Linked DNA regions of Homo sapiens: region 2 is linked to region 1. The links are chromatin contacts, found by Hi-C or POLR2A ChIA-PET in ENCODE. All regions are on one chromosome and are shown on one strand. The core of a region is the stretch at or near the end of the contact, and the rest is flanking DNA. Distances in the headings are between cores, read along the strand shown.

Region 1 (5,740 bases), core at 1,841-4,340:
ATCCCCACACATCATGTCTTTTGTGGGTATTTACAGTTACTCCCCCTGAATTCAGTGAGTGGCTGTGGCTCAGTCCCATAAATACAACCACCAGTATTGGCAGTGGGTGTTTGTAAAGCCAACAGTATTTCCTATCCATTTTCTCTTATTAGGAACAGCAAACAAAGGAATAAGCATTTCAACTTCATAGCCCATCACTCCACACTATTGTGTGGCTTCAGCTACACAAGTTCAGACCTGTGTTTTTCCCAACTGGCCTTGGTGCTATGATCTTTTAAAGTAGACGTTGCTTAGCCTCAAATCCCAAATTCAACAGTAGTGGAAAGGGCTTAGCAAAGCCTTGAGGTCTCTTCCTGTCCTCCCTTCTCCTTTGCACAGGCTGACAGCTAAGAGTAACACTGGCAGTGAATTGAATTATCTGAGCCTCCCTCACCTGCTCCTGCCCTGGGGGTTCTAGGGTATTTTGCTTTTATTGCTAATCTCAGAAACAAGATCAATTTTTTAAAAAAATATATTTTCTTTTTGCATCAAATATTGAAGCGGTTTATCCATTCACTCATTTGTACCCACATTTAAACACAGATATACCTGCCCACATCTTCTATACCACCAACTCTACCACCTCCCTCAACTCCACCACCTCACTCAACTCCACTACCTCCATCAACTCAATCCATTCCCTCACCTGTCCCACCTCCATCACCTCGACTGTCTCAACTGCCTCCACCACCTGCATCACCTCCTTCAACTCCACCTCCACCACCACCACCTCCTTCATCTCCTCCAGTTCCACTACATCCACATCATCTATCAATTACACCACCTCCAACTCTTCCACTACCATGGGGTATATTATGTCCTCCAGTTATGCCATGATTTCCACAACTACGTCCATCACCCTCTCCACCTCTACCACCACCACCTCGACCTCCTCTCCACCACCACTAGTTTCTACTACCACCTCTCCCTCCTTCACCTCCAACACCACCTCCACCATCTCTGTTTCTGCTACTACCACCTTTGCTACCTCTACCACCTCCACCATCACCTCCATCTCCATCCCTGCCACACCTCCATGCATGGACCCATAAAATGTATCAAGAGCCTGTCTAAGTAACACCAAATTCAGCCACAGATTTTCTATTCGAGTCACAAGTATTTCTCCACAGAAGCCTGGAGGATTAAGGACTCTGGGGCAGCTCAGAGATGGAAAGGACTTTGAAAGGATCAAATTCAGTTCCCAATTTTACAGCTGGGGAAATCAGATCCGTCTCCAGCACCACCTCTGGACACTCCTCCAGCAGGCCAGGCCTTCTCCCACCTCGGTGAAGTCTTTGCCCCAGCAATTCCTCCTACTGGGAAGGCCTCTCCTCTGGTTGAACCCTCCGCACTGGGGTCCTCCTCTGAGCTCCCACAGGCGCCTGTGCATTCCCATCCCAGCACGAGCCTCGGGGTAGCAGAACTATCTGTCTGTGTCTGTGTGGACAAGCAGACTGGGAACTCCTGGGAGGTGGAGACTCCTCCACCTGGCAGGTCTGAGTCATCTATGTCGCCAGGCAGGTACCTGTGAGGGGCTACGCGGTGTGTGCTGAGTGGATAAGGAAAGGCTTCTCATTAACTGGGTCTCCCTTCCAATGTCACCTCCTCAGGGAGGCCTTCCTTGATCACCCAGTCTCTACTCCGGTGGTTCTCAAACCTGGAGGGTTTGATAAAACACGGGGTTTCTGATTCAGTGAGGCTGGGGAGGGTCCCAAGAATGTGCGGCGCCATCTGAGAGCCATCGCTCAGCCCTATTGCCCTGGTTTCCCTCCCTCGCTTTGAAATGGTGTCTCCAGCGACTTCCTCCCGTCTACGCTCCATGAGGGCAAGAATCTGGGGCTGTCTTGTTCCGTGCTCAGCGCAGAGGCTGGCGCGGCACTGAACGAATACCCAGAGTTAAAAATAAAGGGATAGATGGTCCGCTGGGCGAAGGAGCCAGGAACACCCCAGAAACCCAACTCGCTGAGTTCTCGTCCTTCGAACCCCCAGCGCCTCCCGCGGTGCCCATGGCCACGGCCCCTTTAAATGTGCGCAGGGACGCCCCGGCCCTCGCCTCCCTGAATCTCTGACCGAGCAGGGGAAAAAAAAATCCTTCCTCTTCGGGAGCGGAGGAAATGTCTAGGAGGGGGTGGAGGCGCGGCTGCGGCGCAGGCAGAGGCGCAGGCGGAGGCACGGCGGCCAGAGCGCAGCGCGCCCGGAGCCGGGAGCGGACGCGACGCCCGGCGCTGCCCCAGCCGCCGCCCCCGCGCTCGCGCCCCCTCCTCCTCCCCCGCCCCGCGCCCCCGCCCGGCGGCCCCGCCCCGGAGGCTCGCGGCTCGCGCCCCCACTGCCCTGCGCGCCGCGCGGAGTCCGAGGCGCGCCGGGGCCGGGCGGGCGCCAGGGGGTGCGGGCCCCGCGGGGCGGCCGCGGAGGGAGGCGGTGTGCGGAGTCGCACTGGGACCCGCGGACGGACTGAAACGCCGACGGCGGCCCGGGCCCCGCGCGCTGAAGATGAACAGAGCAGGTAGGAGGCCCGGCGACCTCCGGCGCCGAGGCACGAGCGCGAGGGACCCCGGCCGGGCGCTCCAAGTTGGAGCTCCCGGGGAGCCCGGGGCTAGCTGCCCGAAATCCTCCGACCTTCCAGTGCCGCTCGGCCTCGGCCAAAGCATGCGCGGCTCCGGGGTCCTCTCGCCGAGGAGGCTGAGAACCGGGGGTCCCCGTCCGAAGCGCCCTGCCTCAGGGACCTTCTCAGCCTTGGCGAGGCCGCGCCCTGGCCGTGCGCGCCAGTATCCCACTCGCACGGCGTTCCCCGGAGTGAGGGTCCCTTCCACGACGAAGAAAGACGCCCCTTTCGCAAAAGCGACTTCGTCTGGCCCCAAAACCTTTGCCCTCCATTCCCCAGCGTCCCGGACCGGTCCTTGCTCATCTCTCAGGGGCAACACCTGACCCACGGGGCCCGTCCCGGAGCTCTCTTCGACTCCGGGACCAGTTCCCAGCCCTTCAGTACTCGGCATACCGGAAGGAGGATTCCTGCTCCCTTCTCTCCTCCTAGACCCCGAGGCTTGGAGCTTACTCTCCAGATGAGACTAAAAAGCCCTAAATTAATCCCCCTATAGCGCACCCCTCCCTCGCAGCGCCCTGGTCGGGGGCCTCCATTGTGCCTCCCCTAGGGGACCCAATGCCAAGGGGACGCTCCTCGCCGCCGCGCTGAGCCGCTCCAGGTTCCCCCACCCCCAGTCCATCGCGTTCCTGCTCTATGAATTTGACTCCCCCAGCTCATCCCTGCAGTTCAGAGATTCCGTGAAATCAAAATGTGTTTGAAATCGCAGGGATCCCTCCAGAGTAGTGCCATTTAACGGATTTAGAAAGCGAGACTCGGAGATGGGTGGTGCATGGAACCCAGTCCTCGGGATTCCCAACGCCATCTAAGGGGAGGGCAGAAAGTTCCCTTAAGATGAGAGTTTGCAAGGGAACAGTCCCAGCTAACTTCATCTGCCTGCCAAGGAGCAATCACCACTCTATTTTCTTTTTCTCACAGAATTTAGTAGAAGGCAGCCCGCTCCCCGACCAACACCCTTGTCCAAAGCCATACTCCAAAACACACATCCCTAAAGAAACAGGAAGCCACCATTTTGGCTGTCTTGGAACCATATCCTGCTGGTGTGTGTGTGTGTGTGTGTGTGTGTGTGTATGTATGTGTGTGTGTGTGTAGGATTTTTTCTTTTAAAAATCTTTTTAATGAAAAAAAGTCATTGTTTTAGCAGTGAGGTGCAGGCTGCGCGTTTAGACAGTCTGGGAGTGTGGCAGCCACCTTCCATGTCCAGGCCCTGTTATTGCTGGGCATACAGGCCCCTGGACAGTTAGTGAGTGTGGGTCACAGAACTGGGGAGCAGGATCGGGGGTGCCACTTTGTGGGAATGGAAGAGGCTGAAACAGAGGCCCAGAGCCCAGCCAGCCACTGCTTGGAAAGGGGGTTGCCTCCTGCCTGTGCTGGCGTGGCTGAACAGAGCCAGGCTAGCTTTTTCCTACACTCCTAATAAAACTCGCTTTATAACAATGGTGAGAGCGTTTCCAGTTTTCCCACGTTTTCCTGCATGAGGCTTGGGCAGACCCTCCCTTCTCTGAGAATCTGGGGGATGGAGTGAGTCGGAATAAACTTAGAGGCAGGTTTGGTCCCAGGAAATCTTAGCCGTTGTCGCTCTTGGGTTCAGCCTTCCTGTAATTTGTCTCCAGTGTAAACCTGGTTCCTTTTTCAATGTGATGGTAATGATACCAGCCTCACATTCAGGCCGTGCCCCATGGTCTGAATTTCCTGATCACATGGCATGGTGGTTCACAGACTCCATAGGACTGAATCTCAGAACCATCATATGCTTAGTTATGTGACCTTAAGCAGGTTATTCAACCTCTCTACACCTGTTTCTTTATCTGAAAAATGGGGTTGGTAAGATTAAATAGACTAAAACACGTAAGGTGCCTAGAAAGAACAGTGTCTGTAGCAGAGCAACCAGTAAATACCAGCTAATATTTATTGGGTACTTAATATGACTTGGTATTGCTTTTAGGTGTTTTACTTCTATCAGTTTATTTAGTTTTCACAGTCATCTTATGAGTTGAGTACCATTGCCATCCCCATTTTATAGATGGGAAAATTGAGGTGCGGAGATTTTATGGTCACTGGCTTATTGAAGGGCTGAGACAAGATTGAAACCCAGGCTGTCCAGCCTGAGAGCCTGCTTTTTTATCCAGTGCCTAACACGTAGTAGGGTGTAGGAAATGTCTGCCAGTCGACTTTATTAGGCATCATGTCTGTTATTTTCCGGAACTTCTCAACGGCCCTATGAAAAAAAAGGGGGTATTTCATCATTTTACCAAAAAGGAAACTGAGGCTCAGAGAGGCAAAATGATGTGCCCAAGATCACAGAGCTGACGTATAGCAGAGATGGGATGGGAGCCCAGCCTTCCTGAGCGTGAGCATGCTCTTCCCACACTGTCCTGTGCTGTCTTCCTGGTAGTGCCCTGTCGTGGATCACTGGACCAGCCTAACAGCAGCCTAATTAGAAATCATCAGGCTTGGCTTGGACATTCCAGCAGGCACCCAGGAATGAAAGTTAAATTAAGATGTAATTGGAAGGTGAAATTGGAAGATAATTACTCTTGTAACATATGGTTATGAGAGTTCCAGGGGGAGTATAGTGAACTGCAGCTGAAACAGACTTTGTAACTGAAGATGGGATGTCAGAGGGTGTCTTAAGAAGAGCCAGGAGTTTAGAAGGCTGTGGTCGGCCAGAGCAAACCAGACTGACTGACTGGTCCCGTCCCCTCACTCTGCAGATGGGGAAGCCGAGGCCCGAAAAGGGGAAGGGACTTGCCCAAGATCACACCTCCAGTTAAGGCAGAGCCAGGTGTGAAGATCAGGGCTCCTGGCTCCCCATCCAGTGCTCCTGGCTCCCCATCCAGTGCTCCTCCCAATACCCCTGCTAATTGAACTTCTACATAGCCAACAAGGGAGCAGCAAGCATGAACATGTGAGTGACAGATATTTAATTAAAATAGAGAGAGAAAATATAAACTGGTGCCAGGGGGCTGGCTGGGGATGATTTCTATCACTAGAAGCTGTTAAAAATCTCTTCCTCCTGTCAGTGCGATTCCCCCACCCCCTAGTTAACTCCTGCCATCTTGGCTCAAAGGGTGTTTGGAGTTTGAGTCATCCTCGGGCATA
Region 2 (5,740 bases), core at 2,093-4,592, 50 kb after region 1:
GAAGCGGGTGGGTGGGTGGATGGATGGATGGATGGATGGATGGATGGATGGATGGATAGATAGATGAATAGATAGATGGGTGAATGAGTGGATGGGTAGGTAGTTGGGTTAGAGGGCTTTCTCATATGTAGTATATTGGTATGCTCAAGGAATCCACCTGAAGATAACACCTCATCCAGTTATGATTATAATGGGCATTTTTACTAGAGAGACTATAGACACTGTACCCTCAGTACCTGTAGTACAGAGTCTAGAACAGACGGCTCGTAATAGGAATTTTTTTGAATGAATGAAAAACCAGGCAGGCACCAGATAGCTGAAAATATAGAGCCTTGCAGGCTTCCTTTGACCATACTGAGCAGAGTACTCATCTCGGAGGTTTCTGTTGGCAGACTGGGGAGATAGATATGATATGTAAGTGTTCCCAATCTTTTTCCCCAAGGGAAGACGTGGTTACTTGCCCAGGACACAGTTCTGCCAGGTCTGTCACAGCATTTGGGAAGAGGTTAACATGTATCTGTCAGAGGTGTTTCCTTGCCCTGTGTATAATCAACCTCGTAGCAATACCAGGGTCGATGGGAGCAGCCATGTTGACAGCCTTGGTTTTAGTATCAGAACGTTTTGATTTGTTTATTTTACTGCTAACTTCTGTTTAAGATAGGGTCTGTTGCTGCCATTTTTTCATTGACTCTGCAAAGGCATTGTATCATACTTGCTCTTTCATGTTGTGGAAGTGCATATTTTAAAGACATTTCTAGACCTTTAAAAATGTATTACTATAATTTTTGATTGACAAATCATAATCCTATACATTTATGGGGTACAATGTGATGTTTTAGTATATGTATACAATGTGGCATAATTAAATCAAGGTCATTAACATATCCATCGCCTTATCATTTTTATGGTAAGACATTTGAAAGTTACTGTTAGTTGGCCAGGCACAGTGGCTCGTGCCTGTAATCCCGGCACTTTGGGAGGCTGAGGCGGGCAGATCGCTTGAGGTGAGGAGTTCGAGACCAGCCTGGCCAAGATGGTGAATCCCTGTCTCTATTAAAAAATACAAAAATTAGCTGGGCATAATGGCTTGCACCTGTAATCCCAGCTACTCGGGAGGCGGAGGCTCAAGAATCACTTGAACCTAGAAAGCAGAGGTTGCACTTAGCAGAGATCACATCACACTGCACTCCAGCCTGGGTGACAGAGCGAGACCTCCCCCCAAAAAAAAATAATAAAAGAAAGAAAGAAAAGTTACCCTTACCCAAAAGAAAAGAAAGAAAGAAGAAAGGTTACTCTTATTTTGAAATATGTAATACTTATTATTGACTGCAGTCACCCTGCTGTGCAGTAGTCTCAAAACCCATTCCTCATGCCTGTTTGAAACTTTGTACCCCTTGATCAACAGTAAAAGCACATTTCCTTTGTTTTGTTTTGTTTTTACAGCTCAGTGTACAAGATTTTATTTAGTGATATCTGAATTTGGTTCTATCATGTATGGCCCATGTTACAAGTTCCATCTGGGTCCATTACAACTCGAACCACTCCCCCCCCAAAAAGGGAAAGAAACTTAGAAAATCAACAACTGTTTCCATGTCATTAAATATATTCATATATAATAACCATAATATATTAGTATGCATTGGAAAGGGACACTGACCCAAACAATACATCATGGTCACAACTAAACATTTACAATTCTGAGTGAACAGAAATTCAAAACACAGGAGGGGGTCAAGGGAGGAGGTGAAGTGCATCTGGGAGCAGGGAATGGGAAGAAACGCCCAATGACAGGAGTGGGACTGGCTTGGCTTTTGGCAGGGGATGAGGCCCCACAAGTCCACATTTTGACACCCCTAGGTATGCCGTGGCTGTGGCCCACAGGAATGTCTTGTCGTGGACCGTGGCCCAATGGCCCCATCAATGAGTCTGGTTTGTCCACTCTCTGGGCTTCAGCGGGGCTTCCTTTAAGTGTTGAGAGCCTAAACGTCTTTCACTTTCCTGAAGGCAGGAACCAGCACATTTCTAATGGTGACTTATCCCCATTTGTTGTACTCATAATTCCTATATAGGACAGTGAAATAAATGAGCCAGAAATATCAGAGCACCTGAACCTTTGCCCCTAACATCTGTTTTAGTGATCTTTCTGGAAAACAGAATCAGATAAAGAAGTAGAATAAGAGGAGGGCCATCTGCATGGGCTCCACGACTGCCATGGCTGAGGCTGAATTGAGGATCAGAAGTAACCAGGTTCATCTGTGAGGTCTGTGCACCTCCAATATGAGCAAGATAACTTTAGTCAAACACGTTATTATAATTTAATAATTATACGGTTTATTTTAAAGTGTTAAAAGGGTCCGGGTGTGGTGGCATATACCTATAATTCCAGCTACTGGGGATGCTGAGGTGGGAGGATTGCTTGAACCCAGGAGTTAGAGTCCAGTGTGGCCAACATAGTGAGACCCCTTTTTTAAAAAAAAAAAATTTAAAAATTAGCTGAACATGGTGGTGTGTGCCTGTAGTCCTTAACTACTGGAGAGGCTGTGGCGGGAGGATTGCTTGAACCCAGGAGGTTGAGGCTGCGGTGAGCTATGATCATACCAGTGCACTCCAGCTCAGGCAGCAGAGCAAGACCCTGTGTCTAAAAATAATAATACATTTAAAAATACAGTGTTAAAAGAATACAGCATATGACCTCACAGGTATTATCACTTAGGATGATGAGGCCAGAGTTGGTAGCAAGTGTTATAAATGAGTTAACTTAAAGAAAACATGAGGCAAATGATAGAACAGCTGGAGGCAGCAACGGCCACGCTGAAGACGGGGGAGTGGCTCGGGTTTGGGAAGCACAAAGACAGGAAGGGACAGGAGAATACAGAGCTGATCGTGAAGAAAGCTGACGTTTATTGAGTTGTCATGTGTTGGGAACTATTCTGAATGTCTGATGTTATGTAACTCACTGTTAACTGAGCACTGCTGAGGCTTGGAGAGGTTAAACACAGCCAACAAACAGCCAAGCCAGAATCTGAACCCAGGAAGCCTAACTCAAGAGCATGAGCTCTCATCTCCGCACTCCACTGACTTACAGAAGTAAAATAACAACAAAAGCAAAGGCCCACCCAAGACCCAACTCCACATATCACTGCAGTGACAGGCCCAACTGCATCTGCTTTCAGGTCTCTAAAAGGGACCAAGCATGGAGAGAGGCACCTTCAGAGGCAGTGTATGTCAGCTCAGATTTGCCGCGTGACCTCGAGCTATCTCCTTCCCCTTTCCAGGGGTTTGGCTTCCGTGAGCCCTCTCCCCTGTATCACCCATGGCTCTGACTCATGGAAACCACCCCCTGCTTGGCTTGAGGCAGAGCCCCCAGGTTCTGTGATGCCCAGCAGCGTCTGATGCTGGGGAGACCACAGCAGCAGCAGCAGGAGCTGAGGGTGCCCACCTTGCCCTCCCCAGGTCCCGCAGGCTTGCTGGACAGGCTGAGCTCTTGGGGCCAAATCCCAGCAGCCCTGGAATGCCCCTGAAGAAGTTAAGCCAGGGGACAGCATGATCAGATTGGGTTTTGAGATGGTCATTATGGCCACTGGGTGGAGAACAGATTGGGTGACAGCCAGGGTGAAGTCAGAGAGCTCAGGAAGGCACCAGTTACAAATGTTCAGGCAGGAGGTGGCCTGGCCAGCAGAGGCTGTGCTAGAGATGCTAGATGTATGGTTGGGAGGTATTTGAAGGTAAGCCTGGGAGGAAGGTAAGCCTGACGCTCACATAGTGGCTGTGCTAGGAGACACTCGGGTTTCTGGCTTTCTGCCTGGCATGCACCTTCCTTTTGGATGTGGAGGAGGAGTGGTAGGAGTGCTGCTAACTGCTGCATCCCTCATCCTTACTGCTTATCCTGGATAGAGCACCACCTGCTCCTGCTGCCTGAGGTGGCTGTTTCTCTCAGAAGGAGGGCAGGACTCCACTCCAAGTCTGCTGGAAAAAGGGTTGCAAATTGATGCAGGCAGCTCTGGAGGGAGGGGAGTGAGGGTTTTGTGAGACCAGTCCATGCAGTCACTTTACTGAGCCTGATCTGAGCTCTGCCGAACAGGTGAGTTGTCCCTGACCTTTAGGCTGGGGACCACTCCTCAGTGGAGGGAGCTGGTGGCCCTTGGCAGCACGGTGACTTGCAGCGGAGGTGGAGGTGACCCTGAGACAGGAGGGAGGCTTTGGCACACCTCAGCAAGCCTGGCGGGGTGTTATTTCTTTGTATACCTTGGTAGTAGGTATATGGCTTGTTGTAAAACACCTCATCATTTGAAAGAGAAGGCCAAAAAGCAATGTTTTTGAAAAGGAAGAAGAAAGAGGTCTGACCAGAGGGTAGCCTGTTGGCTAGTAGGTTGAGTCGTGGCTCAACCTTGGTGAGGACTGGGTTTGCCTCTGTACACAAGTGTGCAGCCACAGTCCCCACCTCCAACCCATTATGTCAGTGGAGGCCCAGGCAGAGACAGGCCACCTTGTCCTTGCTCTGTCTGGCCCTATAGCCCCTTGTGGAGCAGGGGACCCTGCTCTGGCCTTGGCAGAGCCCCAAGCTGCTTAGGCTACAGGTACTCTGGGGTTGGGTACCTGCGGTTCTGGCTCCTATGAAAGATACTTGAGGAGCTCCAGGATAGGCTCCTAGCTCAGCTATTCCCTAAGGCTGTTTCTCCTCCCCTGATGTCCCCCACCCGCCTCACTTCCCCCTGCCTGGGCCAGGGCCTGAGGGAAAGCTTGGCCCAGGCAGTTCAGGAAGTGGCTGCTCCCTTCCGTCCTGCCATCCGTCAGTCATTCCAGTATCTCATCCAGGCATTCCCAGAGGGCAGGAGTATTTGGTAAGGATTTAATAAGACCAAATTTTGAGTAGGAAGAAAGGTTTGTGAGTTGTCTGGGGCCACGTTGCCAATGGCAAGAGGGAGCCACTGAAGGTTTTTGGGCAGGAGAAGGGCACAGTCTTTTGTGGAATAATCAGTCTGCTGTGTAGAGAGAAGGGCTGAGAGCCCCTGCTGTGGGGATCACAGTTTGTGATTGTGCATGAGTTCACATTTGAGGACAGGGACCATGTCTGCTTCACTCACCAGTGTTTTACTCGATGCCTAGCCCATGCCTGCTTAAAGCAGACAGTCAGTAAATATGTGCTGACTGCTATGTTCATTATTTACTGGCAACGCCTGTGGAGAGTAGTCACAGGCATAGAGACATGAGACTGTCACACCTAAATGAGCTGTGATGCTCACAGCACCTGCCAAGAAGGTGAGACAGGAATCCTTGTTGCTATGCAGCTGAGTGGGAACTGATGCCCTGAGCTATGTCTTGTCTGCAATCTAGCCGATGGCAAGGCCGGGACTAGGGGCTGGAACACACGTCCTGGATTCTGTCCACCACATCATTGCATCCCTTACTCAGGCCCAGAGCACACGGCCACCTTAAGGACTAACCCTGCCGCCTGACCAGGCCAGTCCAGATCCCAGACCACCCAGATTCAACATCTTCTGCCCGCATCCTGAGTTATTCGGGCCTTCCTCTGGCAGGGGAGCCTGCCCCCTGTCTGCAGGGAAGTGAGTCTGTCTTAACGTGTGCCAAGGCACTGGGCAGCAAGAGCCTGGTGTGTTCAGGGCTCCAAATGGAAGCCAGTGTGGCTGGGGGTGGGGAAGTAGGAATTTTGTGCCTGAGTCTTACTACTTGTTTTCTGTCCCCATGGCATGAATGGGACCCCTGGTAGGTTCACTTTGCC

Evidence for each region. Hi-C counts contacts between places; a loop is a spot of excess contacts on that map. ChIA-PET counts read pairs that join two places held with the same protein, here RNA polymerase II (POLR2A). Pooled maps may share reads with other maps.
Region 2: a loop to region 1 is called in a map of right cardiac atrium, with 3 times the contacts of the local background. The contact joins the enhancer-like site here to the promoter of LINC02011 in region 1. A Hi-C loop is called at or near these places in 13 of 168 maps with a recorded cell type or tissue (GM12878, cardiac septum, endothelial cell of umbilical vein and 4 more) and 6 of 50 pooled maps. POLR2A ChIA-PET finds 5 or more read pairs at or near these places in 1 of 52 experiments (H1).

The regions. Positions count from the first base shown.
Region 1 is chr3:14,808,324-14,814,063 of GRCh38, forward strand. LINC02011 (long intergenic non-protein coding RNA 2011) reads right to left here and starts at 3,091. Exons shown (of 3, transcript NR_135245.1): 1 at 3,035-3,091. It also overlaps a transcript of FGD5 not described here. RefSeq lists an enhancer at 2,661-3,161 and a silencer at 5,634-5,740.
Region 2 is chr3:14,858,340-14,864,079 of GRCh38, forward strand. All of the region lies in intron 1 of FGD5 (FYVE, RhoGEF and PH domain containing 5), which reads left to right. Among named protein-coding and RNA genes, the nearest start is that of FGD5, 42 kb to the left of the region's middle. RefSeq lists an enhancer at 5,245-5,740. Within about 2 kb of position 3,343, at least 2 of the 41 ENCODE cell types and tissues checked have a DNase peak (open chromatin) inside an H3K27ac peak, as active enhancers do.